Linked DNA regions of Homo sapiens: regions 1, 2, 3, 5 and 6 are each linked to region 4. Evidence: chromatin loops called from intact Hi-C (ENCODE). Cell type or tissue: mammary epithelial cell. All regions are shown on one strand. Region 1 holds the start of LOC105370802 (a long non-coding RNA gene). Region 2 has its middle 28 kb from the start of SLC28A2-AS1. Region 3 overlaps DUOX1 (dual oxidase 1). Region 4 holds the start of LOC124903483 (a long non-coding RNA gene). Region 5 holds the start of SLC30A4 (solute carrier family 30 member 4). Region 6 has its middle 21 kb from the start of SQOR.

What was found. Peaks named below come from ENCODE experiments on the same cell type or tissue, not always from the same donor. Only the 100,000 strongest peaks of a DNase experiment are listed, where the experiment ranks them.
Region 1: a loop joins it to region 4, with 5 times the contacts of the local background. A loop is called at or near these places in 2 of 110 quality-filtered maps.
Region 2: it touches region 4 in a loop (8-fold over the local background); 28 of 110 quality-filtered maps call a loop at or near these places.
Region 3: it touches region 4 in a loop (8-fold over the local background); 47 of 110 quality-filtered maps call a loop at or near these places.
Region 5: a loop joins it to region 4, with 4 times the contacts of the local background. A loop is called at or near these places in 22 of 110 quality-filtered maps.
Region 6: a loop joins it to region 4, with 21 times the contacts of the local background. A loop is called at or near these places in 93 of 110 quality-filtered maps.

What each region holds. Positions count from the first base shown.
Region 1 is chr15:45,702,846-45,707,845 of GRCh38, forward strand. It overlaps LOC124903484 (a long non-coding RNA gene), which reads left to right. Exons shown (of 2, transcript XR_007064617.1): 2 at 1-338. LOC105370802 (a long non-coding RNA gene) reads left to right here and starts at 2,350. Exons shown (of 5, transcript NR_135680.1): 1 at 2,350-2,444. In mammary epithelial cell, a CTCF peak has its summit at 2,998 (motif pointing right); a DNase peak (open chromatin) is centred at 2,966; H3K4me3 peaks cover 1,225 bases; H3K27ac peaks cover 562 bases.
Region 2 is chr15:45,305,177-45,310,176 of GRCh38, forward strand. No RefSeq gene overlaps it. Among named protein-coding and RNA genes, the nearest start is that of SLC28A2-AS1, 28 kb to the left of the region's middle. In mammary epithelial cell, a CTCF peak has its summit at 2,133 (motif pointing right); no DNase peak of the experiment used is centred here.
Region 3 is chr15:45,160,758-45,165,757 of GRCh38, forward strand. It overlaps DUOX1 (dual oxidase 1), which reads left to right. Exons shown (of 34, transcript NM_175940.3): 29 at 80-233; 30 at 981-1,213; 31 at 1,462-1,620; 32 at 2,775-2,930; 33 at 3,033-3,161; 34 at 4,022-4,817. The coding sequence ends at 4,144. Among named protein-coding and RNA genes, the nearest start is that of SHF, 25 kb to the right of the region's middle. In mammary epithelial cell, a CTCF peak has its summit at 2,458 (motif pointing right); a DNase peak (open chromatin) is centred at 2,184; H3K27ac peaks cover 1,737 bases.
Region 4 is chr15:45,456,304-45,461,303 of GRCh38, forward strand. All of the region lies in intron 1 of SLC30A4-AS1 (SLC30A4 antisense RNA 1), which reads left to right. It overlaps LOC124903483 (a long non-coding RNA gene), which reads right to left and starts at 205. Exons shown (of 4, transcript XR_007064616.1): 1 at 136-205. RefSeq lists enhancers at 411-460, 2,726-3,304. In mammary epithelial cell, CTCF peaks have their summits at 1,428 (motif pointing left), 1,814 (motif pointing right) and 2,652 (motif pointing right); DNase peaks (open chromatin) are centred at 458, 1,158, 1,428 and 1,848; H3K4me3 peaks cover 674 bases; H3K27ac peaks cover 1,827 bases.
Region 5 is chr15:45,520,600-45,525,599 of GRCh38, forward strand. SLC30A4 (solute carrier family 30 member 4) reads right to left here and starts at 2,156. Exons shown (of 8, transcript NM_013309.6): 1 at 2,008-2,156; 2 at 1,365-1,869. The coding sequence starts at 1,755. It also overlaps the pseudogene HMGN2P46. RefSeq lists a silencer at 1,859-2,348. In mammary epithelial cell, a CTCF peak has its summit at 1,949 (motif pointing right); no DNase peak of the experiment used is centred here; H3K4me3 peaks cover 1,842 bases; H3K27ac peaks cover 402 bases.
Region 6 is chr15:45,611,796-45,616,795 of GRCh38, forward strand. No RefSeq gene overlaps it. Among named protein-coding and RNA genes, the nearest start is that of SQOR, 21 kb to the right of the region's middle. RefSeq lists an enhancer at 2,757-2,876. In mammary epithelial cell, a CTCF peak has its summit at 2,626 (motif pointing left); a DNase peak (open chromatin) is centred at 2,626.

The sequences.
Region 1 (5,000 bases), 250 kb after region 4:
ACATGGTAATTGCTCTAGACTGAATGTTTGTATTTCTCTCAAATTCATATGTTGAAGCCCTCAACCCCAATGTGGCTGTATTTTGAGATAGAGCATTTACAGGAGTAATTAAGGTTAAATGAGTCCACAAGGGTAGGGCTCTGATCCAAAAGAAATAGTGTCCTTATAACGGGAGGAACCAGAGAGCTCTCTCTCTCTGCCATGTAAGAATACAGTAAGAAGGTTGCTGTCTACAAACTAAGAAGAGGGCCCTCACCAGAATTCAATCATGCTGGCACCTTATCTTGGACTTTCAACCTCCAGAATTGCAAGAAAATAAATTTCTGTTCTTTAAGCCACCCCAGTCTGTTGTGTTTTGTTATAGTAGCTCAAGCTGATTAAAAAAGTATTTGAATGGTTGTGGTTAAGATGAAACTTTTCTAGAATTCAACTTACAAATTTAGAAAATGGCTGCTATTTATGATTAGAAACAACATGTTCATTGTCAAAAGTCCTGACACATTTGCAAGATAACATGGCAAAGGAGAAGTAGAACTGAGATTTGAAATCTCTCCCAGTGTCTTGGGAGAACTTGTCGATGTCAGTATTACTTCGGAGTTCTTTTCCTGTTCAGCACTGTCCTATTTCTGCTTAGGTAGTAAAGGAAAGGGGAGAAATGTATTTGTCTAAATTATTTCACTTGCCAAGTAGAAATAAATAAATAAAAATAAAACTTTCATTGGTTTAAGTATCTAGGAAGTCTGGGAAGGAGATCAAGCATGGGTGGATCAAGAAGCTTAATTTCTTAATTTCTTGACCTTTCAGCTCTGACTTTCTTTGTGTTGGTTTCTTTCTCAGGTAGACTCACTTCATATGTTGACCAAGTGGGCCTGGGCAGGGTTAGACTTTCCTGGTCTAGAGCCCACAGACCCAGAGACAATGCCTCTTTTCTGTTAACAGTAAAAATCTGGTGAGAACTTTGAGGATTCAAGCTGGGTTTGTGAGCTTCCCGGAACCAGTCATGTGCTCATCCTTGAAGGAGAGGATTAGGTCAGCCATGTGTGAGCCACATGGACCGAGAATGGGTGTAGGTGTGGGGTTTAAAAACCCACATTTACTACAAGGATAGGAAGGTGGACACATCCTGTCTTCTCCATTAACAGTGTTAATTTATTCATTCATTCTACAATTAGCAATCGCATGGGGCCTGGCCGACTGCTGAGGTTCCTCAGGTGAGTAAGACGGGCTCCAGCCTTGGAGGAGCTTCCAGTCTAAGGGAGCCCGAGTTCACAGAGAGGGTCCCCTAGGACACTGGCACGGCATCCTGCTGGCCAGGAAAGGGAACTGCTGCTCCTCCAGAGAGGATAGGTGGGTTTGTTGTTTTTTTTTTTTTTGCCAGAGAACACCATGGTTCCTGCCAGCACCTGCTTACGACAGCCCTTTCAACGTCGCAGGGCTTGTCAGTGGGTTCTGTGACAGAACCGTGCAAGTAATGGTACGCGGAGAGGGCGCGCGAAAGCGCCTGGCTCGTTCCTGGAGCCCGGGCTGCGGACGCCCCCTGCGTGCTGCGAAACCTGAGGGGTCTCGGTCCTTCCTGGCCTTTTATAGGCCGTGCCTAGAAACGCTTGGCTTGACCAGTTAGAAGTAACGCCACGCTGTGAATGTTTACCACCTGCGCACTGTCAGCGCTGAGTAAAGGGGCCCGAACCCCCGGTTCCAGGAGCCCCTGCTCGCCTCTCCAGCCACCTTCCCACCAGCCCACAACGCACAAGGACCACAGCTTCCAGAGGCGCCGTGCGCTCTCTTTCCAGGCGCTTTCCCCCTGCTGGAATGCTCCACCCCTTCCGCTCGGCGAACTCCTATTCATCCTTCTGGACTCCTTCCCAGAGCTAACTACAGACCTGAAAGATTTCTTCTTCTGCGCTCTCAGGGAACAACAGTCCTTAAAGTCCAGCTCACGCTGCTGTGCTGCAGCGTCGCTCTCGGTCCCCTCCACTGCACTGGGTCTCCCCACTGCACTGGGCCCCCTCTTCACTGCACCCGGCCACTCCACCGCACCCGGTACCCCGGCCCTCTATGGCACCCAGTTCTCTCTCCTCGGCACCCAGTTCCCCGCCCCCACCTCCGCCCCAACGGCACCCAGTCCCTCGCACCCAGCACCGCCCCCGTCCCTCGCACCCAGCACCGCCCCCGTCCCACCAACAGCACCCAGTCCCCCCGCTCCGCCACGGCACCCAGTCCCCTCAGGGCACCCGGTTCCCCGCCTCCGCCAAGGCACCCGGTTCCCCGCCTCCGCCAAGGCAACCGGTCCCCCCCCCCCCCGCCCCCCGCTACGGCACCCAGTCCCCCGACGGCTCTCGGTCTCCTCCACGCCGAGCCTCGGAGAGCAGGGGCTTTGCTTTTCCGGCTGAGGTGTTCAATAAACATCTCTTAAACAAAGGAGTGCGCAAGTGAGATAATATAAGGTAAGTGCTTGCCACTATACGAATGTACAGAAAGGAAGATGTTATTATTTTACTTCAGCCCCATATTTAATTATAAAGCATTTGTGAGCAAAGCTGATTAACACTGATTTCTAATTTCTAGCGTGAGACATGACGCTTGGGAGACAAGCTGTAAATGAGACGTGGGGCTTATGTTTTCGGTAGGTGAGATTTAATGTACACAAGGGTAAGAGTAGGAAACAAAAGTAATTCGAAGTTAAATATGGTCTTTTTGGTTAAATTCTACGGGTTCTGGGAGGAGGGCAATACCATTTCCTGCTGAGGTGAGTTTGCTCACCCATTGCCATAATCACAATCGTAATAAAAATAACATTAATAACTACAATTGATCGAGCTCTTTGAGGCGGACATCGGGTTAGGCATTTTGGATCCAATTTCTCATTTAATCCTCACGACCATCTTGAGGGAGCGCATTTTACCCGTGTTTTACGGGGGACTGAAGCTTAAGGAGCAGTAACTTGCCCAGGTCACGTGGCTAGGAAGAGACAAGGTCAGGTCAGAGCCACAAGAGGGCGCTCTTCCCCTTTCTATTCTATGTTGTCCTGTGGTTCCCGCTTTTCCTCAGGGGCACCTTCCACAAATGTAAAAACCCCACATAAACATCTTGTTTCTCTGTCTTCCTCCTCCCCAGTGTCTCTCTCTCCTCTCAGTCTGTTTGTCTCCTCTCAGTTTCTCTCTCCCTTTCCTTACTTGTTTTTTGTCTCTCTCTTCCTCCTTGTTTTCTGTTTATTTATCTATTTCAGGGGATGGGCAGCCTTGGGAATATGGGCTGTAGGTAGGAAGAGAACATTTCTGGAACTGAAAATTATGCTGCATCTTGTCTAACGGGAAGCAAAATTTTTGAATGTGGGAATCTTGTAAAATCTAGACGTTGGTCATCAATACACATGGCATGAAACTGTAAAACTATGAGCAGCTGTGGTGAGTTGTGACTGGGAAGCCACATGGGGTGTGTATGAGCACATGCATTTGCAAGCTTCCCTGGAGCTTCCTCCAGGTTACTCCTGGGTTCTGCCTTTCCCTGGTTACACTTAGGATTGAAGCCTCATTCACCTCTGTGTATTTGCTCATGCTTTTCCTGTCACTGGTGTTAATTTCTGTAGTCTCTCTGCATGTTTAACTAAATTCTACCTCTTTTTTTTTTTTTTTTTTGAGACAGAGTCTTGCCTGTTGCCCAGGCTGGAGTGCAGGGGTGTGATCTCAGCTCACTGCAACTTGAGTCTCCCAGGTTCAAGCGATTCTCCTGCCTCAGCCTCCTGAGTAGCTGGGATTACATACAGGTGCACACCACCACGCAGGGCTAATTTTTTCTTTTCCTTTCTTTTTGTTTTTTTTAGACAGAATCTCGCTCTGTTGCGCAGGCTGGAGTACAGTGGTGTGATCCGGGCTCACTACAACCTCTGCCTCCCAGGTTCAAGCGATTCTTCTGCCTGGGACTACAGGTGCGTGCCACCATGCCCGGGTAACTTTTTTTTGTATTTTTAGTAGAGATGGGGTTTCACCATATTGGCCAGGCTGGTCTCGATCTCCTGACCTTGTGATTCGCACCCCCCCCCCGCCACCTTGGCCTCCCAAAGCGTTGAGATTACAGGCGTGAGCCACCGCGCCGGGCCTAATTTTTTTATTTTTATTTTTAGTAGAGACGGGGTTTCACTTTGTTGACCAGGCTGATCTTGAACTCCTGGCCTCAAGTTATCCGCCCTGCCTTGGCTTTCCAAAGTGCTGAGATTGCAGGTGTGAGCCACTGTGCCTGGCCAAAATTCTACTTATTTTTTTATAGAGGAGTAGTACAGGCTGTTTCTGACTGCCCCATCTGTAAGTAAACAATCTAGTTTTGAATTGTCAATTGATTTAAAAGTGATAGTTTTCAAATCTTCATTGAGGCATTTTGTATCCATTGATTCTTTCTGCCAGGGCACACACTCTGTCTACGTTATGCACTGAAGCCTTTCTGTGTATCCTTACTGGGCCTTGATGCTGGGTAACTGCACGATTCTGGTAACCAAACCTGGTGGCACATCCCAATCAGCTTTTTCAAAATAGGGCTTTCTAGACTTTCACCTGGAGATTCTGTCTAGAGGTGTTTGGGCTGAAGCCTGGCAACTGTGTTACATGAACAGTTGGCCCCCATCCCTGGGGCATCTGCCTCTGCTGCACTGATGCCTTCCCCAGCTCACATCATGGCTGCATGGGGCCAGAGGGGGTTCCCTGTGATGCTTGCAGAAAAGCTTGGGTCTGCTGGTAGGAGTGGAAAATGGACTGCTGCCCACTCCAGAGTGGCTTTAAAGGACAGTGGAGAGGGAGTCTTCCTAATGAGCAGAGCTGTGAGCAGTACCCTTGTTTGTCCATCTTGTATGGAGGGAGAAGGGGCCCGAGGTCGCTTACATGGACTCCTGGGGAGTGGTGACTGATTTGGTTGCAAGTCTGGAAAGAGCAGGAGTGGAAGATCTGAGAGCAAGAGTCAGGGTGAGGTGTGGATGAACCTACAGGAGTGGGCAGAGAGCACTCAGATCTCCC
Region 2 (5,000 bases), 150 kb before region 4:
AAACCAACAAGGACAAAAAAACTGGGTAAGAAGATGACAGTGACTACACTTCAAGAGTTGTAAAGCCGATGGAAAGGTGGAAACTGACCTAGCAGAGTGATAACCCATTAAACTATTAATGAAAAAAACTCAGAGCAAGCCAATTCCCAGAACTCCAGAAAAGCTTGGGTATTAGAGGTGGTAGGTATCTCTGAAAGGGGAAAAATGACTGAAAAAAAAGCCATAGTTGAGGGTAGGGATACTTTACAGAAAATGGGACTTAAACGAAAGCCAATATTAGACAGTGACAACCTAGCTCCCTTCTCCAACTCGGTTCTGAGAATTCTGCAACCAGCTTACCCTCTTCAACCCACAGGAAACTGGAAAATTCCTCTTTGGGAAAATGTTCCACCCCAAGAGCAGGGAAAACCTTCCAAGCTTAATAAGATCATTCTACACTGATCAGCCCAACCTCCTACTCTGCCTCACCTCTGGTATTGGTCTCACTGTTCTTTCTTTTAGTTTAATTTATCGTGGTAAGAACACTGAACATGAAATCTACCCTATTAACACATTGTTAGGTGTGCAATATGTTTTTGTTGTCTATAGGCACATTGTCATGCTGCAGATCTCTAGAGCTTATTCATCTTGTTTAACTGATACTTTATGCCTATGATTAGTCACTGTCCTATAAAGGATCACCTTCAGACAATAAAGGAATTTCTCCAGCATGAAGGACAGAATGAACAAAATGGAACTCAGAGGAAATCAAAGCAATGGAGTTGGCAGGAAAATGTGTTTAAAAAATACCTACTGTCTGTTCCTGTTGCTAGGAAAAGATATCATATCTCCCCTTTCCCCAAAGAAAGGAGGCTTTAAAAAGGAGAATTGAGAAGAAAAGAGACTCCTGTAAGTGGAAAATGCTATAGTAGAAAAAAAAAATTCAACAGAAGGGAAGGAAAATAAGACGAGGAAAATAAAGTGGTTTCTGAGGACTGAAACCACATAGTTTACTGTTTAAATTTACAAGACATTACTCTTTCAGTCTCTTCACAAATAAAACTTTATTATAAAAGGGACCTCTTTCATGAGGCAATAAAAGAAGCAAATAACTTTGTTTATTCTGGGATTTATTTCCCCCAGAAACTGTTAAAATAAACATCAAACTGTCCGATTTACCAATAGATATCATCAAGTGACAGTTTACTCCCCAAGAATTGTTTTTTTCTTTTTCTTTCTCTCGCTCTCTTTTTTTTTTTTTTTTTTTTTTTTTTGAGACAGGGTCACGCTCTATTGCCCAAGCTGGAGTGCAGTGGCATGATCATAGTTCACTGCAGCCTCCAGCTCCTTGACTCAAGTGATCCTCCCTCCTTAGTCTCCTGAGTAGCTGGGACTACAGGCATGCATCACCACACTCAGCTAATTTTTTTATTTTTTGGTAGAGACAGGGGTCTCACTATGTAACCCAGGCTGGTCTCAAACTCCTGGGCTCAAGTGATCCTCCCTCAGCAGCCTCTCAAAGTGCTGGGATTACAGGCATGAGCCACCAAGACTGGCACCAACACTCTTTGAATCCGTCACCTCAAAATCTTGCTGTGTCCACCAACTCTAAACTATTATCCTTATCCAATTCTGATCAAGCCCTAGCATTGAAAGACCTGCCTTAAACCAGACTTCAAAACTTCATAAATATGTCAACTTTTCCCTGCCCCTTCTGAGAGGCTACTAAGACTCTGTCAAGTTAGTGTTCTTCCTTACTGCCATAGGAATAAAGTTGTCTTTGTTTAATCAATGGCCTGTTTTAGTGATATTTTGGTGGAGCCAAAATTATTACCTTTCAAAAATTAGTACAAAAAGACATAATGAGACAGAAGAAAAGAGAAAAGCAAGTTAAAAGATCAGAGATCTAACATCTGAATAATATAATAGAAATTTCAACAAGAGAAAGAAAAAATATTGGGAAGAAAAATACTAAAAGAAATAATTTGAGAAAATTTCCCAGAACTGAAGGCCATAAATTTCTAGAATACAGGGCATGATGAAATCAAAGGAGACCCACACCAAGGTTAAAATCATTGTACAATTTCAGAAATGTTGAGATACTATAGAAAGCCGAGGAAAAGTGCTTGGTTGCCTGCAGATTAATATTATTGCCACCAGATGGCAAGAATTCCTCAAAGGCTCTAAGTCTAAGATTTTTGTTTCATTTTCTTCTTCAGATCTTTCCAACGCATTAGAAAGGGAATTCTCATTTGGCTTCTCTCCATCTAGTCTGGCTCCATCAGAGATCTGACTCTTTTCTTCCTAAATGGCTCTGCTGGAAGGTCACTGTATAATCAGCCTGGAGGAGTAAGTGCATTCTCTTTGAGGAATTGACTCATGTGGCTTTGAGGTTAAAAGAAAGACTTTTAAGAGAATGGGCTCTGGACTGCAGTTGTCTATTGTGAACAGAAGGACTTCTGTCATGCAGGGATTCCACAAAGCATTCGTTCATTCATTCTTTCATTCTTCCAACAAGTTTTATTGATGCTGACTATATGCTGGGTACTGTGTTAGGCACTAGGAATAATACTTCAGTGAAAGAAAATCAGACATGGACTTTGTCTTCATGGAGATTAAATTCTGAGGAGAGCAACATTCCATAAACGTATACACACACACATATATAAACAAATATATGTAGCTATATACATACATACATACATACATACATATATATTTAAATAAATTGCGATGAGTGCTATGATGAGCTAGGTATGTGGAGAAAAAGAGACCTATTAGGTCTCTGAAGAATCTGATGGATTCCTGTAAGAGTGGAAGTAAGCAGATCAGCTAGGAAGCCATTGCAGTTTTCTTAGAGGGAGATGAAGATGACTTGGATCAGGGTGATGCCAGAGGAAAGAGAAGTAGATGAATTCAAGAGAAATTGGAGGTAGAATTGACAGGATGTGGTCACTAGATCTGGGAAGTTAGAAAGTAGATGCATTAAAGATGACTCCCCAGTCTCTGGATGAAGCAACTGGCTGGATGATGGGGTTGCCATTTTCTGAGGTGGAGAAGGCTTGGGGAGGAAGAGGTTTTGGAGGAGGGGATGGTGGATAGAATCAAGAGTTCAGGGGCCTGACGCTATGGCTCACACCTGTAATCCCAGCACTTTGGGAGGCCGAGGCGGGCGGATCACCTGAGGTCAGGAGTTCAAGACCCAGCCTGGCCAACATGGTGAAACCCTGTCTCTACTAAATATACAAAAAAGTAGCCAGGCATGGTGGCACTCACCTGTAGCCCCAGCTACTCAGGAGGCTGAGGTAGGAGAATTGCTTGAACCCAGGAGGCAGAGGTTGCAGTAAGCTGAGGTTACACCACTGCACTCCATCCTGGCTGATACAGTGAGACTCCGTCTCAAAAAAAAAAAAAAAAAGAGTTCAGGGTGGAATGTTAATTAAATTGGCCTTTCTCCCCAGGCATTTAGGTTATTGTTTGGATGCCACTGGTCCAGGCTAGAATGGGTTTTGCTCTGATCTACTGTGTAATAGAATGACTTGGCCTGGTTTATTTGGTTTAAATTGGCTCACAATTGGCATTCATTAAGTTAGAAACTGTTGTTAACACAGTGCCCCTAAAGAGAAATAGGAAAATCAGCTTACATTTGTACTGTCTTTTCTGATGTGGGCATTTGAGAGTTAAAGAGAACTGTCCAGGCTCATGCCTGTAATCTTACCACTTTGGGAGGCCAAGGTGGAGGGATTGCTTGAGGCCAGGAGTTTGAGACCAGCCTGAGCATCACAGGGAGACCCCATCTCTACAGAAAATTATAAAATTAGCCAGGCATGGTGGCACACACCTGTGGTCTCAGCTACTCAGGAGGCTGGGAGGTGGGAGGATTGCTTGAGCCCTAGAGGTCGAGGCTGCAGTGAGCCATGTTTGCACCACTACACTCCAGCCTGGGCTGCAGTGATGCCCTATCTTTAGAAAAAATAATAATAATAATAATGGGCTGAGCATCTTCTACATTTTTTGTCGCATTTGTTTGCACTCTATTCATAAGGAGCACACAGTCTCGAGGACAAGAAGCTTCTGGAAAATGCAAGCCCAGTTGTTTTGGTGGATCCTTCTGAATGATTATGCACAGGTAAGATCCTGAGTGTGATTGTGAGGTGGCAGAGAGGAAAACTTCTTCCATTGCAAACAATATCTCTGAAGATAGAGAACATATTTGTCCTATTTTATCCCCAATATAGTGCTTAATAACATATTTACACAGTAAGTGCTGAATGAAGCTGCTCCACCTGGGTTGTTTTCAGTCTCCAGACCTGTGTTGAACTCTCTGGAGGATTTGAAACCCCTCTTCCCGAAGAGCTGCTACATAATTAGCTGTGTGATGGGACGAGGTGCCTCTCTGGACTCAACAGGGCTTAGGACCTCATTTCCGGGGGTGCTAGGAAAAAGACACTTCTCCTTCCTTCTTCCTACACCCCCTTCCATGGAGGTCTTTTGCCACCATCAACACCGTGTTAAGTCAGAATTTAAAACCAACTTAGCCCTCAACATTGATGTTTTCATTTGTAACCTCAAGGTGGAACAGTTGGTTATGTACTGTGCCCATAATCAGCAGTTACCTCAGTCTTTTTCTTTGATTCATGCTTTGCCCTCTCTTTGTGCCCTACCCTTTTGTTTCGACTATATGCTATTTTGAGGGCAAGAATTGTATCTTTTTAAACTTTATATTTCCATACGACTTATTTTTGTCTCTTTTTTTTGTAATAAAAAGTGTATATTTTAAGTAGTATATACATAAACACAGTGAAACGATTACTACAGTCAAGCAAATTAACATATCCATCTCCTCATGTTACCTTTGTGTGTGTGTGTGTTTGCATGTGTGTATTGTGATAGCACTCGAAATCTTCTCTCCATCAATTTAGAACAGTTCTTTACAGCACTGGCAAGGGGAAGGAATGGCCTGGGAGAGCCTTATCTCCCCCCCGCCGGCCACCAATTTTCATAAACTCCGCAACCCCCCT
Region 3 (5,000 bases), 300 kb before region 4:
GAGGGTCTAAGGCCTGAGCTGGCCCTGTATTCTGCTATGGGCATCGCTAGGTCTGAGCAGAGCTCTTTCCTCCATCTAGCTCATCATCCATGGTAGCTTTGCCCTGATCCAGCTGCCCCGTTTCCACATCTTCTTCCTGGTCCCAGCAATCATCTATGGGGGCGACAAGCTGGTGAGCCTGAGCCGGAAGAAGGTGGAGATCAGCGTGGTGAAGGCGGAGCTGCTGCCCTCAGGTACCAGCCTGGCAGGAGATCAGCTTGGTGACACTGAGGGAGCTGACCGGGCAGAGGCAGAGTCTAGACCGCACAGTCTCCTGGTCGGGCCCAGTGGAGCTGGCAGGTGCCTTGGGTGGCAGGGACAAAGGAGCTGGTAGGGGCAAGGCGCAGTGGCTCACGCCTGTAATCCCAGCACTTTGGGAGGCCAAGGCAAGTGGATCATGAGGTCAAGAGATCGAGACCATCCTGGCCAACATGGTGAAACCCTGTCTCTACCACAAAAAAAAAATACAAAAATTAGCTGGGTGTGGTGGCATGCACCTGTAGTCCCAGCTACTCAGGAGGCTGAGGCAGGAGAATCGGTTGAACCTGGTAGGCAGAGGTTGCAGTGAGCTGAGATCGTGCCACTGCACTCCAGCCTGGCAACAGAGTGAGACTGTGTCAAAAAAAAAAAAAAAAAAAAAAAAAGGAAGGAGGGAGGGAGGGAGGGAGGAAGGAAGGAAGGAAAGGAAAGGAGGGCTGTTTGCCAGGGGACCTGAGCCTCTCTCATCGCAGAGAGCAGAGAAGCTCAGGCCAGGCTGCCCCTTGCCTGGCTGACCCTCAGCCCCAGTGCTGCCTGGGCCCCCACAGGGTGAGCTTCTGATGGGGGAGGCCTCCTTTGTCATATTCCAGAAGCAGAGCTGAGGCTGTGGGTGGGGAGCTCTCTGGAGGCCACATTGTTGCTGGGTTCAGGGCAGCAGCTTCTCACCCACCATCCCTCCCCAGGAGTGACCCACCTGCGGTTCCAGCGGCCCCAGGGCTTTGAGTACAAGTCAGGGCAGTGGGTGCGGATCGCTTGCCTGGCTCTGGGGACCACCGAGTACCACCCCTTCACACTGACCTCTGCGCCCCATGAGGACACGCTTAGCCTGCACATCCGGGCAGCAGGGCCCTGGACCACTCGCCTCAGGGAGATCTACTCAGCCCCGACGGGTGACAGATGTGCCAGATACCCAAAGGTACCAGACCCTGGCCAGACATGCCACATGCGCCCATATCCCCTTTGAAGGCTTTGGCCCGGCAGCACTAGACTCCCCGCTCTGTGCCTCCCCTCTCTGCATCTAGAGACTGGTTGTTCCAGATAATGCCACAAATCCTCCTCTTCCCCTCACTCCATATACGTATCTACCTTTCCTTTTCTCTCATTTCTGGCTTCCGATCTATGGTGGTGGCCAAGCTTAACTGAAACCCACGCCCCTCCCTACAGCTGTACCTTGATGGACCATTTGGAGAGGGCCACCAGGAGTGGCATAAGTTTGAGGTGTCAGTGTTAGTGGGAGGGGGCATTGGGGTCACCCCTTTTGCCTCCATCCTCAAAGACCTGGTCTTCAAGTCATCCGTCAGCTGCCAAGTGTTCTGTAAGAAGGTGAGTACTGCCCCCACTTCCCACCAACCCATGGCCCCTTCTTCCTTGTCATGGTACCCATCTGTGCCTTTCTCCTCTGCCTTTGTTCTTGGCTTCCCTGAACTGGGCAGGGGCAAGTTGGTTTGAAACCTGGGGTTGGGTGGTGAGTGGGGTGGTATCAGGATATCCCTAGACCCTTTAGGACAGAACTGGTTTGCGGATGCCTCCAGAATCCTGCCTGGTTTACAAAGACTCTTTCCCTCAGTTAGGGGTGCTCCACATAGGATTTGCTTCTGGGAGTTCCTCCAGGCAAGGTTGGAGGGGGTAAAGAAACCCATTCCTTCTTACAAAGGAGCCCAGCACTTGGAGCCTTATTGGGCTGGGAGAGGGAAGGGCATGTTGGGTGGAGCACAAGTGAAACTGGCTCAGCTCTCAAGAGGAACAGGAGGAGTGGTGGCAAGGCAGGGCTGGTGGGCCAGGTTGGCCCCAGGAACACAGCTCAAACCCTCAGGCCCTCACACGGGTCCTTTCACACCAGCCTGGACCTGGTGGCAGGCCCCTGCTCGTTTCTCTGGGCCTGGCAGGTGAGTCAGGGGTGCTGGAATGCAGTGGGCAGAGGCCCAGCCCATGTGCTGTCAGCATTCAGAGGGTGACAGCTCCCCTCCTGTCCTCTGCCCTCTGCTTCTTAACTATACAGCCCCGCTTTCCTCCCTCGGAAGCTGCAGAGGGCTCCCCGCAGGGCAGCTTCCACCCGCTGGTATCTCTTTGAGCCCATTCCCATCTGCTCAGGCAGCTGCTGGGTCTCCCTGAGGCTGCTCTGTGAAATGCCCTTTAGCCACTAGGTGCCTGGCAGCCTGACCAGGGACCACTGGAGGGAGCTGTAGGACAGGCTGAGCATGAAAGCTGCTTCCCACCCCACAGACCATCAGCTCCCAATCACCAAGGGATCTTTCCCATGGCCCTGGGGTCTCTCACTTCCACCTCTCTATGCCCTGGGCCAACTCCATCTCTGGCCTCAGAGCCTGGCCCCGTGGCCCATACACTCCATCTCCCCAGGCTGTCTAGGGAAGGGCACAAGCTAGCTGTGGTCAGAAGAGTTCTATCAGTATGGACACCCCTGGGGTTTAGGGAGACTGAGCTGAGATGGGTCCTGAACTCCAGCCCTGTGTCCCCAGATCTACTTCATCTGGGTGACGCGGACCCAGCGTCAGTTTGAGTGGCTGGCTGACATCATCCGAGAGGTGGAGGAGAATGACCACCAGGACCTGGTGTCTGTGCACATCTACATCACCCAGCTGGCTGAGAAGTTCGACCTCAGGACCACTATGCTGGTATGTCAGGGCCCACCAGGAGGGTATGCGGGCCACTGTCTGAGCTAGGAATTGACCCTAGCTGTGCCTGGCTGAACTTTGTTCCACCCTTCCCTACCATAGTACATCTGTGAGCGGCACTTCCAGAAGGTTCTGAACCGGAGTCTATTCACAGGCCTGCGCTCCATCACCCACTTTGGCCGTCCCCCCTTTGAGCCCTTCTTCAACTCCCTGCAGGAGGTCCACCCCCAGGTCAGTCCAACCCATAACCAGGTTCTCTTCCTCTTTATCATTTGGGGTCTGAGCAAAGCTCCCAAACCTTCCCCATCGAGGAAGAAATCGACTGCTGATGAGAACCCATCCCCTGGGAGATTGGTGGGGTAATGGAATGGAAAGGATAGGTGGGTGTCACCCTTAGGTGCTAAAGGAGGAGGCAGGCAATAGGGACTTGCCATCTCTGAAGCCAAGATGTATTGTCCAGAAGGAAGAGCTCAATCATTGAGCTAGTCCTCGCCAAAAACTCGGGGCTACCCTCACCACTACCCTCACCAATACTGAGTCAGTCCTCACCCTGGACACTGAGGGAACCTTTACCATGAGCACTGGGCTAGTCACTACTCACAAATACTGGTCTAGCCCTCCATGAGACCCTGAGCTGTTCTTCAACTTGAACACTGATTAACCCAACCTCTATTAGAAATGTTGATCTAGCACTTAGCAAAATTCCACTAGACCTATAAACACTGAGCCAGCCCTCACCATGCATAGTACAAAGCAAACCATCAGGAGCACTGCTGGCTTTTTTTTTTTTTTTAATTTAAAGAAAGGGTATTGCTCTGTTGCCCAGGCTGTAATGCAGTGATGCAATACCAGTTTACTGTAACCTCCAACTCCTGGGCACAAGCAATCCTCCTGCCTCAGCCTCCCAAGTAGCTGGGACTACAGGAGTGCACCACTATGCCTGGCTAATTAAAAATAAAAAAATTAGAGTCAGGGATGTTGCTATGTTGCCCAGGCTGGTCTTGAACTAGGGAGCTACCCCTTCCTCTGAACACTGCGTTATCCCTGCCTCTGAGCAAAGAGTTAGCCTCCACTTATTCCTCCTGCAACAGGTCCGGAAGATCGGGGTGTTTAGCTGTGGCCCCCCTGGCATGACCAAGAATGTGGAAAAGGCCTGTCAGCTCATCAACAGGCAGGACCGGACTCACTTCTCCCACCATTATGAGAACTTCTAGGCCCCTGCCCGGGGGTTCTGCCCACTGCCCAGTTGAGCAGAGGTTTGAGCCCACACCTCACCTCTGTTCTTCCTATTTCTGGCTGCCTCAGCCTTCTCTGATTTCCCACCTCCCAACCTTGTTCCAGGTGGCCATAGTCAGTCACCATGTGTGGGCTCAGGGACCCCCAGGACCAGGATGTGTCTCAGCCTGGAGAAATGGTGGGGGGGCAGTGTCTAGGGACTAGAGTGAGAAGTAGGGGAGCTACTGATTTGGGGCAAAGTGAAACCTCTGCTTCCAGACTTCAGAAACAAATCTCAGAAGACAAGCTGACCTGACAAGTACTATGTGTGTGCATGTCTGTATGTGTGTTGGGGCGGTGAGTGTAAGGATGCAGTGGGAGCATGGATGCTGGCATCTTAGAACCCTCCCTACTCCCATACCTCCTCCTCTTCTGGGCTCCCCACTGTCAGACGGGCTGGCAAATGCCTTGCAGGAGGTAGAGGCTGGACCCATGGCAAGCCATTTACAGAAACCCACTCGGCACCCCAGTCTAACACCACAACTAATTTCACCCAAGGTTTTAAGCACGTTCTTTCATCAGACCCTGGCCCAATACCTATGTATGCAATGCTCCTCAGCCCTCTTCTCCCTGCTCCAGTAGTCTCCCTTCCAAATAAATCACTTTTCTGCCTTCAGGGTTTCTTTATTCTGCCCTAGGACCGGAAGGGGCATGGGGAGAGGAAGCCACTAACCCAGCCAGCTCACCAGGCTGGCCCAGACATCTCTCAAGCTGCCCAGTGTCCTGAGTAAAGGAGCTGGCCCAAGGCAAAGTGCCCCAGCTAGCAATCCCTTCCCCGGCCCAGGGGTGCCCTTC
Region 4 (5,000 bases):
ATCCCTGTGTGGGGTCAGCCCCAGTGAGAGCAGAGCCTGGCCCCAGGCAGCCCCTCCCACTCAGCAGACCCGCTCTTTCGCGGCCTGGACCTGGGGACCTGGTGCGGGCCCAGAACCCAGCCCCCGGACACCTACCCTGGCAGGCCTAGAGCAAGGAAGTTTCATGGCGCAATGTTCTTCCCCTTGAAGGTGTGAAGCCCTGTGAGGGCTGGAATTTCCACATTGCTCAGATAGTGGGCTTGCTCAGTCCTCCGCAGTGAAGAAAACAAAAGAGAACAAGTGGCCACGGCCTCTTTCTAGGCATCTCTTTATTCCTCTGGGCTGCAAGGGGCCTGCATTGGGTCTGAACAGAGGTGAAACAGAGGAAAGCTTTGAGGGTGCAACTCAGCCTGGAGCCATTTCTGGACAGTGAGAATGAACAGCAGTGATGACGTCATTCACCACATTCCACATGCGCTCGTCTTTGCACTAGGCCTTGGAGGCATGAGGGTGGTGACTCATAGCGGTAAAAACCCTGTCTTGGCTACCTCAGGAAATGAGTGGAATCTGTGGCTTGACGTTCCTGTATTCTTGCTGATGAACCACTCACGATGTCCACGTAGTGGCTCCTGCCAGGCGCTTGTGAAAGTTGGAGAAAAGAGGTCGCCTTCCCACCATGCCCACAGTGTGCCTCGGCCCCTTGTTCATGGCCCTCGGCAGCAGATGCCTTTCCTTTCTCTCATGCGCACAGGCCAGGCCAGCCCAGCCCACCAAGCCCCCTCCCGAGCCCCCTCTTGGAGGAGCCTCCTCTACACGTAGGGCTCTCCCTGGGGGTCTTCCTTTGAGTGTGGGGTTTATGTGCACTGATTTCTAAGATCAAAAGGCTAAGACCTTGCCATCCATTCATTCATTCAGCAAGGGGGGCGGGGGTGCTGGGAGGAAGCAGGAGGACAGAAGTTTTAAGCAGTCACAAAATATAATGAATGAAAACAAAACCAAAAAGAGGACTAAGGGAAGGGAGGTGGAAAAATACCAAACCCCTGTTCTACCCTCTTCTGAGACCCTTCGCTGGCAGGTGCCCTTGTAAACAGTGAAACAGCCGTCCCAGGGCCTGCGAGGTAGTGCCACTGTCTTAATCGGTCCGCAGGTTACTTCTCAGAGGGTGTTTCCATGGATTCTACTGGGTCCTCACCTGTTTCTGGGCAACCTCACCCCAGCTTCCTGCCTTGTGATAAAGATCTTTTTATTTCTTTATTTTGAGCAGTCACTTTCCCCTAAAAGATTAATATGTTGTTCTCACCAAGAGGCCCAGCTCTAGCTATATACTACCTGTTTGTAGTGGTTGAAAGTTTAATATCTCTTTAGCATCCCTTACAAAATATTTTGGGAGGTTTAGTTTAAATTCAGGCACAGCCTGTGGAAGGCTCAGACGCAAGGCTAGGGCGCCATCTCCTGGTCGATTTTGAATATGACAAAATTGAACTTGGATTGAGACTCGTGTTAATAGAGGTGAAAATCAGCTGATTTAAGTTATAGGTGGAAAGGCGTGCGCAGAAACACATGTAACTAATAAAGCACTTTGTCAGAATCTATAAAGAACTCTTACAATTTAATATAAAAAATCTTAGCGATTGGGCTGTTAAAAAATCAGTAGAAAAATAAGCAAGAGGCTTAAAGGGGCAATTTCTAAAAGAGGATATCAAATGCACCATAAATATATGAAAGATGTTCAACTTTTTATTCTTCGAGACTACTGGTGGAGGACAAGGCGGAGGAAAGCCCAGGAAGCCTGTATACGCTGTAAAGACCCTTTCAGGTAATTCAGATTTTACCCACTAGAGGGCGTGCCACTCACTTTAGTTGTTTTAAATTTGCCCAAGGGAAATATGCAAAATAAAACCGCAATGAGATGCACTGCACTGCAGCCTGCCAAGTTGGCAAAAATGGGGGCAGCGGGTACTCTCATACACTGCTGGAGAAAGTGCAAATTGCTATACCTTTGAAAAATTGTTTGGCATTATCTAGAAAACAGTTAACGCATAGGCGTATTCTATGTCATAGCAACTTCACTTCTTGATATATGTTCAACAAAAATGTGAGTCCATGGACACTAAGAAGCATACAAGATTGCTTATAACAGCATTATTGGCAGGTAATAGCAAGAACTGGAAACAATTCAAATGCCCACGAAGAATAGGCTGGAAAAATAAATGGTAGTATATTGATGCAGTGGAATATCTAACGGAAAAACAGACAAGCCAACAGAATCTGCAGCTACAAACGGCAACAATATGGATGGATGGATTTTATGAACATAATGTTGAGCAAACGAAGCCAGGTATAAAATAATCATAATCATATATAAAGGTCAAAACAGAAAAAACATTTTATAGTGCTAGATGTCAGGATAATGGTACATTTAGTCCTAGAGAATGAAGGCAGAGATTGGGAATATATTTAAAATAAATTTTAAAAATAAATTTAACACTTCAATTATAAAGTTTAAAAAAGTTACAGATGGAATGGTAGAAAGGGATTTCCAACCAGTAGAATTAGGCAAGAGTGAGGGAAGAAATCGAAAACTTGGGAAAGAAGAAAAGCAGGTGTAGGGTGCAAAAAACGAAACCAAAAAAACAAACCCCAAAACACCTCCAGGTAATTCGGATTCTCCCCACTAGAGGGCGTGCCTCCCTCTCCTCGCCCTGAGTGTTCTTGCCGTACGCAAACATTTGCTTCGATGTTGTTTTTTCCCTCCCTTGAATTATTAGGTTAGTACAAAAGTAATTGGGTTTTTGCAATTATTTTTAATTTAATATATCCGTGGGAAAAATCTTCATAAGAGGAATAATTTGGCCAAAGGATATAACTATTTTAATGCCCTATTTTAAGAATGTTGCTAGATTGTTCTTCAGAAAGACTGCACAAATTAAATTGATAGCCACCCAACAACGCGTCAAAATGCGTTCCTAAGTCATTCAATGGTAGACTTTCAAAATGGTAGGTTTTAAAGAGCTTGTTGATTGAACATTTGCAAAACAGTAGTACCAAAGTGGATTAATTTACATTTCTTTAGTTATTAGTGAAACAAAACATTTTCCTTTAAAATGCTTGACAATGATTTCCTCTTATGCACACTGCCTGGTCAAGGTGGCCTTTGCCTATTCAGACAATTAGGTTAAATGCAAAAGTAACTGCGGTCTTTGCCATTACTGTTAATTACATAATTACTACTAATGCCAAAACCACAACTACTTTTGCACCAGCCGAATATGTTCTCTTTATGTAACTATATTTGATCTCTATATATTAGTAAATTTTTTAATCTGTCAAGGTTGTCACAGTTTCTTCCATTCTAATGGTTACTTTTTTTTGTTTCTTTTTTTTTTTTTTTTGAGCTGGAGTCTCGCTTTGTTGCCCAGGCCTTGTAAGTGCAGTGGCACAATCTCAGCTCACGGCAACCTCCAGCTCCTGGGTTCAAGCAATTCTCGTGCTTCAGTTTAAAGAGTAACTGGGAGTACAGGCGCCTGCCACCATGCCTGGCTAATTTTTGTATTTTTAGTAGAAATGGGGTTTCACCATGTTGACCAGACTGGTCTCGAACTTCTGACCTCAAATGATCCACCTGCCTCAGCCTCCCAAAATGCTGGGATTACAGGTGTGAGTTGTCACACCCGGCCTATTTTTTAATCTTAATTTTTATTATTTTCTTTTGAAATATACTTGAATGTTCTTGTGGTTACGCTTTTCCATTTTTAACTCTAACATTTTTTTTCTATTACCCATAGTATTACATATATTTCTTTCCAAGTTGTGATAAGTTTGTTTTCTTCTGAAGAGTGTTTTCCAAACTGATTTTCTCTTATTTCTTTGGGTGTGAAAACTTTTCTGAAGGAGTTCCATGGTCAAATAAATTGGGAAAATATTTAGACAAAAATAAATCCCTTCCTTTATTACAGCAATTATAAAACCTTAACGATGGTAATTTATTCATTGAAGAAAATATTTATTGAGCATCTACTATGAGGTACTAGGGGCTTGTACAGCTCTGAACAAAAGAGACAAATGCATGCAGTGTATTTCCAAGACAGGGATATCATATACAGATTTTTTTCCAATGTATTTGAGCAAAACTTTTTAATTTTTATTTATTTACATATTTTTAGAGACACAGACTCACTCTGTCACCCAGGCTGGAGTGCAGTGGTGCAGTTATAGCTCACTATAGCCTCGACCTCCTGGACTCAAGTGATCCTCCCACCTCAGTCTCCCGAGTAGTCAGGACTACAGGTATGGCAGGCTAAGTTTTAAAAATTTTGTAGAGATGGGATCTCACTATGTTGCCTAGGCTGGTCTCCAAATCCTGGCCTCAAGCAGTCCTCCCTCCATGGCCTCCTAAAGTGCTCGGAGTAGAATTGAGAGCCACCGTACCTGGCTGCTCCAAAATGCTTTTTTATGCCTCCCCTACTTAGTGTTTTACACTGTTCCACAGAATATCGGAATCTAGAATTTGTTCCAGCATAAAGTGAAAGATATGAATCAACTTTCATTTTTCCTCATCAATTCATCCATATTTTTAGCAGAATTTATTAAATATGATTCCTCTTTGGTTTTGCTGTCTTCTGTTCATTGAATAGAATTTTTTCTATAATTTGGGAATTTCTGGCATATTTATTGTTTCATTGGTTTATAAAGAATAACTGTATCCAAAATGAACAAAACTCTCACTTTCTTCGCCGTTAATTGTTGCTAAGATTAAGTGGTACCTGAGGCTTCAGCTTCCCCAGGTACCTGCCAGCTAGAGGCATAAGCATGACAGCAGAGGGTGCAAAGTTATTGGAAACACTGAGCCTCCACGGACCCATCTGGCGAGGAGGACAGCTAACCCTAGCTGGGGGAGGAATACCTGGGAGATGGGGAGGGTTAGGAGTGGAGGGAAAACGTGTAGTTATTGAGTACTTGTCATGTGCTGATCACACTGTATTAATATATTACTCAGAAGCCCGCTGTGCAAATGTGGGAAC
Region 5 (5,000 bases), 64 kb after region 4:
AATGACAAGAAACTGGCCAAGAAAAGATTTGGGAAAGGCAGTCTATGTAAAGCAGTGTTTTTCAAGCTAAGGCCCTGACCTACTGCAGTGGACACACGAAATCCATTTAGTGAGCTGGGACCACAATTGAAGAAACTATTAGGATACATCACATGAAGGAAAACTTTTGTTTCAGTTATACATATATTTATACACATGTGACCTGTGTATATTCTCATACATATGTATGCATGCATGCCTAAATGAGTCACAATGTGAAGTGTATTTCTTACTACAGTGAGGTCAAAAAATGTTTGAAAGCCACTGAGATAGAAGGACCAGCCACTTTGAACGCCTTAGAGGCAAAAAGAGCTTTGTGAGTTGTAAGAGGAAAAAGAAGACCAGCATGGCTGAAGCGAGCCCTGGGGAGGAGTGTTATGAAAGAAGGTAGGAAATGTATATAATTTTTCCCACATAGAACCCTCCAGTCAAACATCTTAAATCTGGACTGCCACCTGTTTTTGTCATGGTTCATCATTTAAGAGATGACATGTAAGAATCATCTCCCTGCTTTTATGTCACTTTGTAAACTGTCACTGAGAAGTTAGTAGTTATACTGACGTGATTGAAAATAACCTCTAAACTAAGAATGTATCTTATATTGAGAACGGATTGTTCGTATAATTAAAAAATGAACAAGAAAACCAGGCTCATAGAACTTTGGCGGAGTCCTCTGGTTCATTTCAGGCCCTTCTTACGAGGCAAAAATTTCATGTTAGTTGGTAATTAATTTTGCAAATCTCTTGGCTATAAATACAAAAGGAAATCGTATAAAAGAAACCACTTAGGTCAAATGTAGAGGAAAAAAATGCTGGGACTGTAGATGTGGCTCTTCCATTAACTCCCTAAGTGGCCCTCACGACTTATTCCACTGGTTTGTGCCCTGGAAATCCTTACATGTAAAAAAAAAAAGGAGGTGGAGCAGGTGTTCAGTAAGGTCCCTTCATACTGTAAAATTCTATGATCTTAAGTTATTTACGATCATTTACTATTTTAAACGTTGCGAAAATTAACCTGGTATTTTACCAGACCTTTGTAAAAAGAGGAAGTTACATGACATACAATGAAGATAACGTCCTTAACTTTACGGTAGATGACAGTGGTTGAACAACTAGAAGAGAAAGTCAAAGTTATCTCGGGGAGTTTATATTGTACTTAGATTGAGCTGCACTTTGGAACCGTGTGGCCTTTTCACATGAGATCAGTGTCTTGATAAATACAAACTTCCTGAAAAGATGGGTTAAACCTCAAAGCCTGTGTAACTACAGCTTGACAAAGACTCTCGAGGAAAGGTAAACGGAAAGTGAGTTGGCAACACAACTCACCTACAAGTTCTCCAATCATGAAAAGCAAGTACAGAACGGCAGCAATGGTCAACCTGGCTTTCACCTTTCTCTGCTTCAGTATCTCTCTCTGTTTGCTGCAGTTGTCACAGGAGTCCACCTTCAAACTCAGCTGACTGTTGGTCAAAGGTAAGTCTTGGTCCAGTAAGGAATCATCGTCGGCCTGGAGGGTCGGGTGCGCCCCGTTAACAGGCCTTTCCGGGGCTTCGGAACCGTCATCGGCCACCACAACTCGAAGTTTGTTGAACCGAGAAAGCCCCTCGTCCCCCGCCTCATCCGAGAAGTCAAAGGCGCTGGTGTCATTTAAAAACAGCGGCGCATCATCCTTCCTTAGCATAGATTTGAGGCGCTTCCACGCGCCAGAGCCGGCCATGGCAGAGGCTGAGCGGCCGCGGTGCGGAACGGCTTGGGGGAGGCGGACGGCCGGCGGCGCCTACTTCACCGGAGCGCCAGTTCTCGAGGGCAGTGCCGCGCGTCCCTCCCCATCCTGTGGAAAACGAAACACGTTATAAATTAAAGGCGCCCAACCCTGTCCTCAAGTTCCGAAGCCGCTGGCGGCGGGTCGCAGGGCCGACCCCGACGCTCCGCCGGGGCTCCGCGAGGGGGCGGCACATCTATTTAATACCTGGGGCGCTGCCGCGGGGCCGCAACTCATCTCCCCGCCCCCGGCCGGCTCAGCGAGGCGGGCTCGCGCTGCTCCACCCGCGGCCGCAGGAGAGTGGGGTCGTGCTCGCGCCCGCCGCGCCCGCTGCTGGAGGCCGGCTCCCCAGGTCTGACAGGTTCGGGGCCGGACGCCCACAGCCACCGCCTCTCCCCGCCCTGCGCGAGGCCACGCGCGTGCGCCGGGCGAGGCGCGCGAGGGAGGGGTCGGCGCGAGGACACGCAGGCCTGGCGCGCAGGGCTGGGGCGCCCGCGATGGGCGGGGGCGCGCGGCGCGCCCCGCCTCTCGCCCCGAGGCTGGATTGGGGGCCACTGCGCCGCCTCCGCCCAGGGGTCACTCACTGGCCAACTGAGGGGACTTTGGGCGGCCTCTTCCACCTTCCCAGGCTGGGAGGCAAGTGCGGTCGGAGGGTCACGCCGGGGGCTGGGCGTTGCTGCTAGGAGTTCCCTCCACCGAAAGTGTGTCTCAGGAATCTCGGGTCGGGATCTGGGTTGCGGGTGCTCGGCAGAAGACAAACCCAGCACTTTTCTTGCTAACTGAAAAGGCAAGCAGCTTTTCTCTCCTCGAATTGCTTGTCTCTGGCAAATTGGCAACATTTGCTGCAGTCAACTGGAGAGGGCAAGGCTGTCGTCGTCAGCAGTTCTGTGTCCTACTGTTTTTCAGCAAATATGTATTGTCCTCTTTGTGCTCTCTGCCGTGTTCCTTTTGCCTCCAAGGTATTTACGATATGGACTAAACTCAAGCATAGAAAATCTAGTACAGGCATACCTTGGAGATACTGCGAATTTGGTTCCAGACCACCGCAATATGACAAAGTGAGGTCTCACAAATGTTTCATGTCCCAGTGCAAATACAATCATGTTTATAATGTAGTCTATTAAGCGTGTAATAGCGTTATGTCTAAAACAATGTGCATACCTTAATTTAAAATATTGGGAGAGAGGAAGGAAAAAGTATATATACATTTGTTAATTGCTCTGAGGAAGGAGGGTCGCATGAGCCCAGAGGTTCGAGATTACAGTGAGCTATGATTGTGCCTCCGCACCCCTGCCTGGCGACAGAGTGAGACCTTGTCTCTAAAAATAAACAAGTAAATAAAATACATGACTGCTAAAAAAATGCTATCAGCTGGGCGTGGTGGCTCACGCCTGTAATACCGGCCCTTTGGGAAGCCGAGGCGGGCGGATCACCTGAGATGGGGAGTTCAAGACCAGCCTGACCAAAATGGAGAAACCCTGTCTCTACTAAAAATACAAAATTAGCTGGGCATGGTGGCGCATGCCTGTAATCCCAGCTACTAGGGAGGCTGAGGCAGGAGAATCGCTTGAACCCGGGTGGCGAAGGTTGTGGTGAGCCGAGATCACGCCATTACACTCCAGCCTGGGCAAGAAGAGCAAAACTCGGTCTCAAAAAAAAAAAAAGCTATCAATCATCTAGGCCTTTAGCAAGTCATATTCTTTGCTAGTTGGAGGGTCTTTGCTCCTTGTTAATGGCTGCTGACTGATCTGGATGGTGGCTGCTGAAGGTTGGGGTGGCTGTGGCAATTCCTTAAAATAAGACAACAATGACATTTGCTATATTGATTGACTTGTTTTCATGAAAGAGTTCTTGATGGCGTGTGATGCTGGTTGATAATATTTTACCCACAGTGGACCTTTCAAAATTGGAGTCAATCCAGTTTTCTCAAACCCTGCCTCTGCTTTATCAACTAAGTTTATGGAATATTCAAATCCTTTGTTGCCATTTCAACAGTGTTCACAGCATCTTCACAAGGAGTAGATTCTATCTCAAGAAACCACTCTCTCTGCTTATCTATAAGAAGCAACTCCTCATCTGTTCAAATTTTATGAGATTGCAGCAATTCAGTCACATCTTCAGGTTCCACTTCTAGTTCTCTTGCTATTTCCACCACATCTACAGTTACTTCCTCCATTGAAGTCTTGAATCCCTCAAAATCATCCATTAGGGTTAGAATCCACTTCTTCCAAAATCCTGTTAATATTGATATTTTGACCTCCCATGAATCACGAATGTTCTTAATGGCATCTGGAATGCTGAATCCTCTCCAGAAGTTTTTCAATTTACTTTACCTAGGTCCATCAGAGGAATCAATGGCAGCTATAGCCTTATGAAAGGTATTTCTTCTTTTTTATTCATTTATTTTTATTTTTAGATGGTGTTTCACTCTTGTTGCCCAGGCTGGAGTGCAATGGCGCGATATCGGCTCACCGTAACCTCTGCCTCCCGATTTCAAACTATTCTCCTCCCTCAGCCTCCCAAGTAGCTGGGATTACAGGCATGTGCCACCACGCCTGGCTAATTTCGTATCTTTAGTAGAGATGGGGTTTCACCATGTTGGCCAGACTAGTCTCGAACTCCCGACCTCAGGTGATCCACCTGGGTCGACCTTCCAAAATGCTGGGATTACAGGCATGAGCCACCGCGCCCGGCCAGTCACCCAGGTTTTGTTCCATTTATAGAGCACAGGTAGAGTAGATTTAGAATAATTCCTACGGGCCCTAGAATTTTCGGAATGGTAAATGAGCATTGGCCTTAACTTAAAGCTACGGGCTGCATTAGCCTCTAACAAGAGAGTAAGATTGTCCTTTGAAGCTTTGAAGCCAGGCATCAACTTCTGTCTAACTATGAAAGCCCTAGGTGGAATCTTCCAATAGAAGGCTGTTTCCCCTGTATTGAAAATCTGTTGTTTATTGTAGTCACCTTTAATGATCTTAGCTACACCTTGTGGACAACTTGTTGCAGTTTCTCCATCAGCATTTGCTGCTGCTTCTTGCACTTTTATGTTATGGAGATTGCTTTTTTCCTTAAATCTCATGAACCGACCTCTGCTAGCTTCAAACTTTTCTTTTTTGTTAAAAAAATTATTTAATTTATTTATTTTTAAATAGAGACAGGGTCTCACTATGTTGCCCAGGCTGGTCTGGGTATTTCTAATT
Region 6 (5,000 bases), 160 kb after region 4:
TCAGAAGGTCAGGAGTTCGAGACCAGCCTGGCCAACATGGTGAAACCCCGTCTCTACTAAAGATACAAAAAAGTGGCCAGGTGTGGTAGGGCGTGCCTGTAATCCCAGCTACTTGGGAGGCTGAGGCAGGAGAATCGCTTGAACCTGGGAGGCGGAGGTTGCAGTGAGCCAAGATCGCCCCATTGCACTCCAGCCTGGGTGACAGGGTGAGACTCCGTCTCAAAAAAAAAGACGAGGGAATACTAAGAAACAAAAATATGTCTATAAACCTGAAGGTTCCTAGGCTCCCCTTTGATTATAACATTTAAAATTTTAAAGCACATAGGGCCTTAGTAATATAGTGTTTAGGATTATGAACTCAAGTCAGATTGAAACCGGGCATGATGACTCACACCTATAATCCCAGCACTTTTGGAAGCTGAAGCAGGAGGATCACTTGAGCTCAGGAGTTCGAGACCAGCCTGGGCAACATAGTGAGACCCCCCCCCCCATCTCTGCCAAAAAAAAAAAAAGAAGAAAAGAAAAAATTAGACAGGTGTGGTGGCACATGCCTGTAGTTCCAGTTACTTGGGAGGCTGAGGTGGGTGGATCACTTGAACCCAGGAGGTCAAGGCAGTGAGCCATGATCCCACCACTGCACTCCAGCCTGGTGATAGAACATGACCCTGTCCCTAAATAAATAAATAAATAAAGTCAGACTGCTTTGGTTCATGTTCCTGCTTGATTTGGGGCATTAGACAAATTGCTTAAATTCTGTGTTCCTAAGTTTCTAAAATCGTGAAGTTAGGATTCTAAGAGCTTGTAACTTGATAAGGATGTAAAGTTTCATGATATCTATATAAAAGCCCTTATTAACAAAATAGTAAGAGCTCAAATGTTGGATATTATATCTTAGTACCTCGAAGTCACATATCTACATGGGGGACTACTTATTTTGCCACCTTTTGCACATCTATTTTTGCTCATCGGGTTTCCACTGCCTCTAATGTCTGCCTGTTGGAGACCTGTTTATTCTTTGCAAGTCAAATGGCACCTCTTTACAGTTTTTCTCACTGCCACCCAAAGAATTTATTTTTCTGTGTTCCCACAGTATTTTCATAATACATTGTCTTAACACAGTATTAGTTATGTGTTCATGTGTTTTTCAGATGCGTTCTGGGTATATGACTGAAGTGAGTCATAGGAAGCAGTGAACTGCTGCTGCCTGGAACCTCCCCCTACCCCATTCCCTGCAGTCCCACCCTCTGCCCAGCATGCTTAGGAACATTCATTGTAGGGAACCCAAACAATCCCTGTAAGTAGGAATTAAAGAGATAGAAGGTAACTAGAGTAAATAGATTAAGAAAGCAACCAGATGGCTTAACATGTCATCAGAGACTTTCTGTGCACTTTCATTTTCATGGTATGAAAGGTTAGGTGTATATTGCAAGTTCTGAGATGTACCTTGTCTTGCTGCTGCCCAAGACTGCCTTCTATGTAAGTTCCCCCTGAATAAATTTTTGGCTACCTACCAACCTGGAGTGGTCTACCTCTTCCTTTGGTCTGAGCTTGCCCTCCACTTATGGAGGCAATTATTGGTTCCAGTAGGGAGTTTTCCTAACATGAGATCAAAGATATTTCTTTCCTTTTCTTTTTTTTTTTGCCGGAGTCTTGCTCTGTTGCCAGGCTGGAGTGCAGTGGCTCGATCTCGGCTCACTGCAACCTCTGCCTCCCGGGTTCAAGCGATTCTCCTGCCTCAGCCTCCCAAGTAGCTGGGATTACAGGTGCGCGGCCCAAGATATTTCTTAATTATCTTTGTATTCCATGGTGCGGTGCCTGGTCTATAGCTTATTGTGAGGGCTGGCAAGTCTGAAATTTGTAGGGCAGGCCAACAGCTGAAAACCCAGGGAGGAGTCGATGTTGTAGTTTGAGTCCAAAGGCGGTCTGGAGGCAGAATTTCCTCTTCCCTGGGGATCTCAGTCTTTTTCTCTTAAAGCCTTCAACTGCTTGGATGAGGCCCCCACTATTATGGAGGACAATCTCCTTTAAGTCTACTGAATTAAATTTAATCTCATTTAAAAATACTTTCACAGCAACGTCTAGACTGGTGGTTGGCCAGATACTGGGCACCATGGCCTACCCAAATTCCCACATAAAATTAACATTCATAGTTGGTTTTCAGTATGTATTTTGGGCTTGAATTGAATCTTGTAGGAAAGAGATATACATATATTTTTAAAAGTTATAACGAAAAACTGGATTACATAAATGACAAATAAAGAATGTTACAATTAAAAAATTGAATTTCTGCAATTCAGACATGGCTAAGGAGCTTGTAATCCTTGGATAATACAAGCCACTGCTTCCATGCCTAATTATGTATTTAATTATACTAAAAAATAATGATAACAGGTCCTGAGATTTTAGAAATCAAATGAGCTCAGAGATAATGAGTGAACTGGAGGATAAAAAAATAGATGCCATGTCTATTTAGATTTATATATTCTCCATCAACTAGGGGCTGCTCAGTTCTCTTAAAAATAGCTTCAGGAAAGAGGTGGGCCAATTGAGAGCAGGCTCAACAGATAATCTGGCTCTCAGACTTTTTAACAGTACAAGGCACAAAAGGGATAATGCTGCCATCTTGTGGTATTGTTCTCCCAGTTCTACAAATTCTAGTATTGTCTCAATTGGTCTGATGAAGTTTGGCCGGCCTAGGCCTTTTTTCTTTTTTGAGATAGTCTTGCTCTGTTGCTCACACTAGAGTGCAGTGGCGCGATCTCGGCTCACTGCAACCTCTTTCTCCGGGTTCAAGCGACTCTTGTGCCTCAGCCTCCAAAGCAGCTGGGACTACAGGCACCCACCACCACCCCTGGCTAATTTTTTGTATTTTCAGTAGAGATGGGGTTTTGCCACGTTGGCCAGGCTGGTCTCGAACTCCTGGCCTCGGCCTCCCAAAGTGCTGGCATTACAGGTGGGAGCCACTGCTCCTGGCTGGCCTAAGCCTTTTTAACTATAACTTTTTAGGCAAATTAGGATTTTCTGTATGGTCTGACCTTTGTTTAAACAGTGAGATGCTTGAAAGCAATCTATCTGAAACATTTTATAGGATTTAAGATATTTTCTAACTTCTTGAGTCTCCCAGTTTGATGTTAGGCTTGAGGTTTTGATCAATTAATGATCAATTCATCTGTCATCTATTAACAGCCATGCTCAGAATCGTCATTTAAGAAAAACATTCCAGTCCAAAGATCTTGCTGGGATCTTTGGGATCCCATGTGTTTCCATGCTTTTATTCATCTGAGCCTACAATGTCAGGCCTTAACTGATTGGATATGGGGTGGACACCTGGCCCAAGAGTAGCCAACCCACGGGCTAGTCAGTGATGAATTGGCCTGGCAGGAGAAACTCTGCCTAGATGGAGACTGCAGGGAATCTCAATGGCTTAGTCAATTACCATCTGGGGAATATGCACTAGAATAGTCAGAGTCAACCCTTTAGTAATTAAATAAGTGAGAGGGCACACAGATACTGACAGAGTAGATGAGTATTAAGTGGAGATGAGTAGGAGGTTGATGAACTTCTGCTTCTGAAAGGGGACAAAGTAATCAGCTCCCTCAAAATGCCTTGGATCCTGAGCCAATTTGCCTGTATGGGCTCTGTGAGACTTGGGCGCTAGACTTTTCTTGGGTTCTAGGCTAAGGTTCTTGTTTTCCACATTTTCACAAACATTTTTACCATACCGCCCTCCTGTGCCTAACAGATCTCTGTTTATTGCAACTATAAGCATATCACTGTCTTGTAGGTTATTCTAGTAAGTTATATTTTTCAAAATGTTTTAATGTACATTATTTAATTTAATAATAAGGATCCTACTTAGGAGTTTATGTATTTTCCATGTCTGCTAATCCAGGAATTCAAGGACGAAGATATCAATGACCAGCACAGAGATGTAATCTTCCTCTCGGCCACACACCTGGGTGTTTCCCTTATTTTTTTGCTGCGTGTTTCCTTCATGTCGTCCAATTTCTTTTCTTATTCTCATATTTGGCTAGATTTTTAATACCAGATCTATGTCAGCTCCTTCTCAAACCTAAAATTCAGAGCCCCAGCTCTGTTGAGCGTGTATTATATTTCAGTTGCTTTATACATGTTATCTCATAACAGCAACCTTAGGAGGTAACTATTGTTATTACCATTTTACAGGTGAGGAAGCTGAGACGCATTGGGTCTGATAACTGCCCAGGATCACACAGGTGTAGGTGGTGGGGCTGGGATTTGATTTTTGGAAAAAGGTGAATTTTCTTAAGTTGGAGACCCTAGGAGTAGGGATAGAAATTGACCTTAGGAGTTTTACTTTAAATATCTTGATAAAACTATATCCATAATGGGGAATTATGGGGCTACACCAATCTATCTGCTATTTTTCTTTATCCAGTCTGATGATATTGGAAGAACAAAAGTGAAGAAGGCATGAGTTTCTCTGTAAGGAGAGAGCCTAGTGGTGAGGATACACAGAACTGTTATTTTCCTGCAAGGTTGCTTTAATTCTAGACAGCCGGTAAAACTCCACACCTCTAGGGATAGAAATGAGCAACAGTGAGACTAGAACTGGGTGAGATTTGGCTCAGGAGCGTCTCCTTGAGATAACAATGATGCTGATAGAAGGAAGACAAAGCTGCTAGGAGAAATTAACAACTGCGGGATGGTTAGGACATTCCCGTTAAGGCAGGGCTGTTTTGAGACATTTCATCCCCACCACCATCTGGAGAAATCTATCCTTGATTCTGCCTTCCTGGGCCTGCATTTCTGGGTCTGTAGCCTACCACTCAGCTCCATCTATTTTGCACCTTCATAGCTTTGAAGAAAGAGCATAGCTAGTACTAGAAGCGAAATTTTTATCACTGGAGAAAGTTAGTTTCCCTTAGGGATAAATGTACAGACAGGAGGTGATCCCTAAGACTCTTACTGGCATTAACGTACTGTGACATCAATGGCTCTTGCTGCAATTGCAGCTTCCA